2 separate regions of the Homo sapiens genome follow, and region 1 is linked to region 2. A link is a contact called in ENCODE Hi-C or POLR2A ChIA-PET data. All regions are on one chromosome and are shown on one strand. The core of a region is the stretch at or near the end of the contact, and the rest is flanking DNA. Distances in the headings are between cores, read along the strand shown.

What was found. A loop is a pair of places that touch in the nucleus more often than their neighbours do. ChIA-PET counts read pairs that join two places held with the same protein, here RNA polymerase II (POLR2A). Pooled maps may share reads with other maps.
Region 1: a map of heart left ventricle shows a loop between it and region 2 (2.3-fold over the local background). The contact joins two enhancer-like sites. A Hi-C loop is called at or near these places in 13 of 168 maps with a recorded cell type or tissue (IMR-90, aorta, astrocyte of the cerebellum and 7 more), 2 of 37 single-sample maps with no recorded cell type and 8 of 50 pooled maps. POLR2A ChIA-PET finds 5 or more read pairs at or near these places in 2 of 52 experiments (HepG2 and WTC11).

The regions. Positions count from the first base shown.
Region 1 is chr13:97,326,881-97,331,284 of GRCh38, reverse strand. The region is part of intron 2 of MBNL2 (muscleblind like splicing regulator 2); the gene reads right to left. Among named protein-coding and RNA genes, the nearest start is that of RAP2A, 110 kb to the left of the region's middle. Within about 2 kb of position 3,009, at least 8 of the 41 ENCODE cell types and tissues checked have a DNase peak (open chromatin) inside an H3K27ac peak, as active enhancers do.
Region 2 is chr13:97,271,253-97,275,982 of GRCh38, reverse strand. MBNL2 (muscleblind like splicing regulator 2) reads right to left here. Exons shown (of 9, transcript NM_001382683.1): 2 at 1-351. All of the region lies in intron 3 of LOC101927385 (a long non-coding RNA gene), which reads left to right. Among named protein-coding and RNA genes, the nearest start is that of MBNL2, 51 kb to the right of the region's middle. Within about 2 kb of position 2,587, at least 9 of the 41 ENCODE cell types and tissues checked have a DNase peak (open chromatin) inside an H3K27ac peak, as active enhancers do.

The DNA of each region.
Region 1 (4,404 bases), core at 1,760-4,259, 55 kb before region 2:
AAATAATTATTGTATCTTCTTCTCAGGACTGTTGTGTGATTAAATGAGTTAACACATGCATAAGGCTTAGAAAAATGCCTAGCACATAGTAAGCACTGAGTAAATGTTATTATCAAAAGAAAGATAAATGTTTCTATATGATATTTCATTTTCAGTAAGTACAGAATCATACATTTAGTAGTATTTTGACTGGCTCTTTGATTCTTCCACAGAATAAACTTTCACACCAAACATGTTAAAAGCTACTTAATTGTACTTATTCAAATATTTTATGTTTAAAATTATTTTCAACTCTACAGGGTATTTGTGTAAGTGTCCACATTTTAAGAGACAACCCTGAACCCTAGTACAATCTAGTATTAATATTTTGAAGAATTATGCACCACGGATGTCTGAGGCACACTAATTCAAACCCTCGGAGACTCTACGTAACAGAATTTTAGTAATGGATCCTATAGGATTGTAAAATCCTAATGGATAAGCTATTGTCAAAATAAAACAAGCTATTTGACACAGTGAACAATTTGTAAGGAAGTTTTTGTTAAGGCATAAGATTTGCCAGGATATGCATCAGTGTACAAAAGCTGTTGGTTATCAAAGCAACTTGTCATAGCCAAATGGTACAGGGCAGTGTGCAGAAGCGTAAAGCGTCTTTGTGTATCATTGTGAAACAAAACAGAGGTGTCAAAAATAGTGTCTTCTGATTTTATTCCAAGAAATAAAGACAAAAATGTCTGGGAAAAATCTTCCTTGTGGCAGCTAGGATTTGTTTTTTGCTTTGTTTTGTTTTAACTCTTCCTCCCTTTTAGTTCTTGGTAACACACTATTTCTGGAGAGATAAGGGAGGGAGGGTCCAGTGCCTAGTGGCAGGGACTGGTGCAGCTTCTGTGGGGTGGAGACGGAGATGGGGATGGAGAGCGCCATTGCAGAGTGCTTGTGAAGAGCCTCCCAGGAACTGGGAGCTAGGAGCCTCAGCTAGGGCCAGTAAGGTGGGCTCACACCAGGGACCAGCTCATGGGTCACATAAGCCCTCAGGGCCTTTGCTCATCCCACGTGGGACATGCCAGGTATGGAACCAGCAGGTGGTCATATACTTCCAGGCTACGATCTCATTCATTCTTTCATTCAACAAATATTTCTTGAGATTCTACTATGTGCCAGGCATTGTGCTTAGTGCTAGTTAAACAAAGGTGAGGAAAATCAAGACATGGTGTCTCCCTTCATGAAGCCTGCAGTCTTGTGGGGAAGACAGATGTTAACAAAACATGTCTTGTTACAAGTTGTGATACATATTCTAGAGAAGAATGCTGAGAAGGAATGGTGGGAGAGGGTCAGAATTGAGACCAGGGGTCAGAGGAGATCTCTGGAGAAGTGACATTTAAACTGAGACCTGAAAAATGAGTAGGAACTTGGCAAGGGAGTGTGTGGTGGTCAAAGTGTGTGTGTGTGTGTGTGTGTTGCATGTGTATGCATGTATGTTGTATGTATTATATGTATTGTGTGTTTCCTGTTGTGTGTGTGCTGTGTGTGTAGTATGTATGGTGTATGTGTTGTATGTTGTGTATGTTGTATGTGTGCTGCATGTGTGTGTATTGTGTGTGTTGTGTATGTTGTATGTGTGCTGCATGTGTGTGTATTGTGTGTGTGTTGTGTGTCTAGTGTGTGTGTGTGTTGTGGGTGTTGAATGTTCTTTAGAGGAGCAGCGTGTGCCAGGAGAATGTCCCATCTAGGGGCAGGCACGCAGCTCTCTAAGGCCAGTGCAGAGAAGGGGTGTGGGGAGGAGCATGAGGAGTGAGAAGAGGTGAAGCAGGAAGAAGCCACACAATGGGAGACGAGCCAAGGGGTATGAAGTTCCTGCTGTTGAAAGTTTTTAAGCAGGAGAATAACAAGATCAGATTTATGCTTTATGCTACATTTAAATCGCACCCTGATTATTATATTTCATATTTCTAATTTTATTATAGTTTATATTGTTTGGAGACCACCTCTTTAAAAACAATAACAGAATTCTGATGGAGTCGACATTGGATTTGTGCAGTTTCTACTTCCAAGAATAATCTGTACTCCAGGAATATTTAGATTAGGGATGATGGCTAGAATCAAGTTCGAACCTCAAGCTGAATTAATTTTATTAAAATCAGCAACCATGAAAGATTCTAATACAGAATACTCATGTTGATTCTCGACAGGAGGAAGGAAGATGCTAAATAACTGTAATATGTACTTGACAGAACAACAGATTGGTGCTATTGGAATTACATAGCCATTAAATTACATGGCATGGGATAGAATAAATGCAACTTTGGCTAAGAAAAGACTTCAGAATCAGGCTGCTGTGAGAAAGAAAAAGCATAATTGAAGGATGAGATTTCCTAATGGCTTATTTTAAAACAAGTAATTTTTGGAATCTTTTTCTAGTATGCTCCTAATTGAAAAAAAATCAATTAAAATATGGGCACAAAAAAGAAAACATAGAAGACTATTAAAGACTCTCCCATTAACAATAGTTTTTGCCCATAGGAATAGCTGTCAGACAACTGCATCCCATTAGTTTTTCATGGGAAAAGCAATGGATTTCTACGATCTACAATTCAGTTAACAGGCCCCCGCCATTTGTATTCCGCTGGAATAATTTGAACTGTGTCTTTACATGGGCTGAGTCATTGACCGGCAGACTCCAGCAACACTTTTCTTGGGGAAAACGATTCTAGCGAAGGGCTGGAATCCCAACCTGATTTTCTGAATTTTGCCTCTTTCAGTGCCACCTTGGCAGCACTTGCTGCTGTAGGTGCATGATGATATTTTCAAGCAAGCAGGCCAGGCCGCGGAACGGCAAGTGCTGGCCCTAAGGTTTAAGGGCAGATGGCATGTGCTTTAGACGCAGCCTTCAGGGACACTTTGAGTCCTGGAGCCTGCTTTAGACCCCAAAGCTGGCCAGGGAAAATCATGGAAGAGCCTCTGAAATTCCTCGCATTCCACATGGCTGAGGCCAGCTTGGTGAAATCCCGAGGTCAAGACAAAGGCTCTTGCTCTGGAGTTACATTTCAGAAGCCTGTTTTGTCTTGCAACCTCTCCTGGAGAAGCAGTGTAAAAAAAAAAAAAAAAAAAAAAGGGTTAAGGAAACCGTCTCAGAACTGGACTAATTGGATTTAAAATGCAGCGCTGCTGTTCTTGGGCACCTTGGGCAAGTGGGACCTTGTGGCTTCCAGCTGCCATATCTGTGAAATGGGGCTAAGAATAGTTTCTGCCTCACGGACTTTCAATAAGGATTAAGAGTTAATGCATATAAAGTGTTTTAACAGTTCCTGGCACATAGTAGGCATTCCCTAAGCTTCATCATCATCATAATCATCATCATCATCACTATTACTATTGACACTTTCTTTTCATAGTAGGTAAAAATATATGGTATTGAAAACAACTTCTCTAATACCTGCTCCATTTCCTTATCACTGTGCTCCTCTCTGGCCTGTCTACCAATCTCTTTAAACCTTTGCTATTCTCATTCTGTCAGTGCCAACTTTGGTCATTTATCTCTTCAAACAGCCTCAGATCTGTTTTTCTTTGATATCTCCCCTGCTGAAACTTGCCAGGGCTAATCAACATGGCATGACTTATCTAGAGTGTAAAGCAGCTATGTATTGTGGTTGGAAAATCCCAAAATTCTGGCTGTGGCTTCATTCCAAAATGGTTATATGAACTTTTTTTTTTTTTTTTTTTTTTTACAAATAACGTATAATAGTCTGTGCCTGTGCCTCAATTTTCTCATCTGTCAAATAGGGGTGATCCTGTTCCTATATCTCAACTCCTTCTGACAGTTGTTAGAGCAGGAGTTGCTCAGGAAGAAACGTAAATTGTTATCTATATTTTTTCCAGATCTATTTTCTCCTTGAATGCTCCTAATCTAGTAAAAGGGGAAAGCCACATGAAACAACAGTTACAGTAAAAAGTGACACCAGGGATGTATGTTGGCAATGGTCCAGGTATGTTCTGAGAATTATGAGACGTCTACGTGATGAGGTTTGAGGAGATTCAGCAGAAGTGGTGAATTAAGTCAAAATCAATTAAGTCTAGGAGGATTTATTAAGTACCCACAGTGTACACAGCTTGGAAGTGAAAATTTCGATCAAACAGACCTCTGTTTTCGTCCTTGTGCCACGTAAGTTGTTCAGCAGTTATTTACTAAGTGACTAAGCTGACTGGGTGTATCAGATGTTCCCAGCCTCAGTTTCCCCATAGTTTCAAAAGCTCTCAAGGTCTTTGAAAGTGGGGAAGCAATAAAGGCTGTGGTTAGAGTGGGTGAGCCGATTCTTATTAGTCCATTTATACAGGTCTCAGTCACATAGGCCAAGGCTGAGTCTAACATTTGGCCTGAACCTCCTCTTCTTCCTCCCAGTACATTTC
Region 2 (4,730 bases), core at 1,338-3,837:
TCAACGTCCGAGTCTCTTGACTGTTTTGCAGATACAGCTGTTATTAATAAAGTGACTTCAATATCATGGCACTCCTTGGGAGAATATTTAATGCTGACGCTCACAGCTATTGACGATGTTGGAAAATAAGACACTCAGATGTTCATATTTTAGCAGGATGTTTTTCTTTCCCCTTTTTAAATTCTGAAATTAAGCAATTGGCAAAGTCAGACAACTGAGGTATCTTCATCCACTCATAAGGTCAGGGTAAAGTGTACTTGACAGAAGAGTGGGATGTGAATACAAAGAAAGCTCCCAAGCTGCAGTTTTCCAGCAAAAGTGACTTCACACAGGCACTTTTAAATGATAAACCTGCAAAACAGAAATGAAATATTAACCTTTACACAAACTCAATGGAATCACCACTTCAACGAACTATTGAACTCTTATCTAGAATTTGCAAAAGCACAGTTTAGAGCTTTGAGCTTTGAGTATAGTGAGAAAAGTTATGCATTAAATAAAAAAAAGAATATGCAACGGAAACCGTATTGCAGAATTGTCTAGGCAGCAGTCCAAAAGTTAGGAATGACTCAAACAGATGAGTGTGGCAGACACAATAATTAGGCCTTCTGAAACAATCCCATCTAATGTGCTTAATCGCCAAAACAGTGTATTAGGACTGTGGCTTCCAATTAATTTCACATTTAGGCCATTGATTTTATTGTTGGGAATGCTATAAACAATTATTTGGGATGTGTCCCTCCTATGTAATAAAGATATTGTCATTTTGAATGAAGTGTGGGCTCTTTCTTCTTTATGTTCTTCCTAGTTTACAGAGATGTGGACTTGGAGATGGGTAGGTAGGATCCTCTTGATATTTTTTCTCAGGTATCTTAATACTTCCTCTCCACCATGACTTACCTAATGTTTATCTTCCTATTTACACTGCAACATTCACAGGGCAAAGACTATTCTTTGTAGTTTTCATTTCTGTATTCCCAGTGCCTTAGTCTACGGCGTATATTAGACCCTCAAGAAATATTTATTGACCAATTTAACTGATGACTAAGTGCAGGAATGTAAATTAGTTTTAGTTGAGTTCAGTTTAGTTTTTAACTGAGTCATAATCTAAAAACGCTCTGTAGTATGGAATGCTGGAGTTAAAACACATGGCTACAACAAAAATATAGTCAGTAAGTTCAGATGTCTAAAATAAGCACCTTCAGTTTCTTTTAACTTTTTCAAGGGTTATGAAATCATTAAACATTAAATTCCAGTTACTGGGACAAGCATGAATAAAGGACTAAAGTCCAGAAGTTGATTATTTTCATAAATAGGATATGCCACAAATGACCTTACATACCTGCTGAGCCTTGATGTCTTTCTAAAAAATTTATACCTAAGAAGAACTTAATGAAGACTGGAAGTAGATTATTTTAAATTGGCAGGTAACAAATAAGTTCAGAGAGCAATAATTTTTTTTTTTTTGAAATGGAGTCTTTCTCTGTCACCCACACTGGACCCTGTCACCCAGGCTAGAGTGCAGTAGCATGAACTCGGCTCACTGCAACCTCTGCCTCCTGGGTTCAAGCAGTTCTTGTGCCTCAGCCTCCTGAGTAGCTGAGACTACAGGTGTCTGACACCACGCCTGGCTAATTTTTGTATTTTTAGTAGAGACAGGGTTTCATGGTTTCACCATGTTGACCAGGCTGGTTTCGAACTCTTGACCTCAGGTGATCTGCCCACCTCAACCTTCCAAAGTGCTGGGATTACAGGCGTGAGCCACCGTGCCCGGCCCAATAATTTTTAAGTGGTTCACAAGTGTTCCCTTAAAAAGTATGACCCCAAATCAATTAAGTTTATTTAACTCTGGGTAAATCAAGCCAGACGAGCTTCCTTGCATTAGGGCTTTTTAAGTTTTTTAATTTTTTTTCTTTTTTTTGAGACGGAGTTTCACTCTTGTTGCCCAGGCTGGAGTGCAGTGGTGTGATCTTGGGTCACTGCAACCTCTGCCTCCTGAGTTCAAGTGATTCTCCTGCCTCAGCTTCCCGAGTAGCTGGGATTACTGGTGCCCACCACCATGCCCAGATAATTTTTGTATTTTTAGTAGAGGTGGGGTTTCACCATCTTGGCCAGGCTGTTTTCAAACTCCTCACCTCAGGTGATCCACCCATCTTGGCCTCCCAAAATGTTGAGACAACAGACGTGAGCCACCGCGTCCGGCCTGCAATAGGGCTTTTCTTGGCTGCTGTGTCTGATGGGTCCCTTATAAGGGAGAAGCCTCAATGGTGTCTCAAGCTTATCTGATGATGGAACATTTATTTAAGCAGGACATCTCTTGGGACTGGTGGGAATTGCTACTTCATCCCAATAATTCTTTTACATTTTAATAAAAGTGTTTGCATGAGTTATAATTGCATGCACATTTAAGGAAGTTGGCAATCTTGAAAGCTATGACACATAGCAAACTTCAATTATAAAATATTTGAGGGGTCCAGGCAGGCTCCTGCATGTCTGTTTGGCAACGCTGCATTCACAGAAGCTAATATCAGCTAGCCTAAGCTAGGGAGCTTAAGAAGATGAGTTTAATAACCAAATTTAATATGGGTTGGGTTTCATAGACCAGCCTGGACTTGTATCTTTATTACCTCAACCTGCACCTCTAGCTCCCATGGAGAACAAAGGATGAGGAAAGCAAAGGACAAGGACATATTTCTGCCTGCATCAAGGGAGATGAGGCACCAATGACAAGGATATTTCAAATGATGGGCTGAACACACTTAGTGTTTGAAAAATATTACGTAGAGTCCCCAAGTCCTCAGTACCAGGACCCAAGGTAGATGCTCAACCTCAAAGGCAGCAGAGTCTCTCCCAAGGGCTCCCATGGAGGAAAAGAAAGAGGTAAACATAGGTACTGTTGCATAGATGGCAAGAATAATTACTCAGATGTTCCTAAAAGTTCTCCAGGAGCTATGCTTCCAATGCAGTTCAGTGAATGCTGTACATTTTTATTCATACTTATAGGTAAGAAGCCTTTTTCATTCCCCCTGGAAGAAATATATATTTTTTCCCCCTGGGAGAATTTCCATTTCAACTTACTATGAAAATCCCACCAGAATTCAGATGATCAGACTCTACCAAGATACACTTGCTTAAAATTAAGTATTTATTTGAATTGACAAAAACTGTATAGGATTATTATATACAAATGATATTTTGAAATACGTATGCATTGTAGAATAGCTAAATTGAGCTAATTAACATATGCATACTTAGCATTTTTTAGTTGTGAGAACACTTAGAACCTCTAAGTGAGATCACACCCTATTTGTCTTTAAGATAAACTTGCTTTTAAAAGCAGGGATGGCCTGCCTTACACCTTATACAAAAATTAACTCAAGATGGATTAAAGACTTAAATTTAAAACCCAAACCATAAAAAACCCTAGAAGAAAACCTAGGCAATACCATTCAGGACATAGGCATGCAGAAAGACTTCATGACCAAAAGCAATTGCAACAAAAGCCAAAATTGATAAATGGGATCTAATTAAACTAAAGAGCTTCTGCACAGCGAAAGAAACTATCATTAGAGTGAACGGGCAACCTACAGAATGGGAGAAAATTTTTGCAACCCACCCATTTGACAAAGGTCTAATATCCAGAATTTACAAGGAACTTAAACAAATTTACAAGAAAAAAACAAACAATCCCATCAAAAACTGATATGAACATACAAAGGATATGAAAAGGGCAATGGATATGAACAGACACTTCTCAAAAGAAGACATTTACGCAGCCAACAAACATGAAAAAAAACTCAACATCACTGATCATCAGAGAAATGCAAATCAAAACCACAATGAGATACCATCTCATGCCAGTCAGAATGGTGATTATTAAAAAGTCAGGAAACAATAGATGCTGGCGAGGCTGTGGAGAAATAGGAATGCTTTTATACTGTTGGTGGGAATGTAAATTAGTTCAACCATTGTGGAAGACAGTATGGTGATTCCTCAAGGATCTAGAACCAGAAACACCATTTGACCCAAAAATCTCATTACTGGGTATATATACCCAAAGGAATATAAATCATTCTACTGTAAAGACACATGCACACCTATGTTTATTGCAGCACTATTTACAATAGCAAAGACATGAAATCAACCCAAATGCCCATCAATAATAGGCTGGATAAAGAAAATGTGGTACATATACAACATGGAATACTATGCAGCGGAATGAGATCATGTCCTTTGCAGGGACATGGATAAAGCTGGAAGCTATCATCCTCATTAAACTAACACAGGAACAGAAAACCAAATACGGCATGTTCTCACTCATAAGTAGAAGTTAAACACTGAGAACACATGGACACAGAGAGGGGAACATCACATACGAGAGCCTGCTGGGGGTTTACGGGGTGAGGGGAGGGAACTTAGAGGACAGGTCAATAGGTGCAGCAAACCACCGTGGCACACGTATACCTATGTGACACACCTGCACATTCTGCACATGTATCCTGTTTTTTTTTGTTTTGTTTTTTGTTTGTTTTTTTTTAGAAATAAATAAATAAATAAATCTTAAAAAGTGGAGTAGGCTGGGTGCAGTGGCTCACGCCTGTCATCCTAGCACTTTGGGAGGCCAAGATGGGCAGATCACTTGAGGCCAGGAGTTTGATACCAGCCTGGCCAACATGGCGAAACCCTGTCTCTACTAAAAATACAAAAATTAGCCTGGCACACGCCTGTAA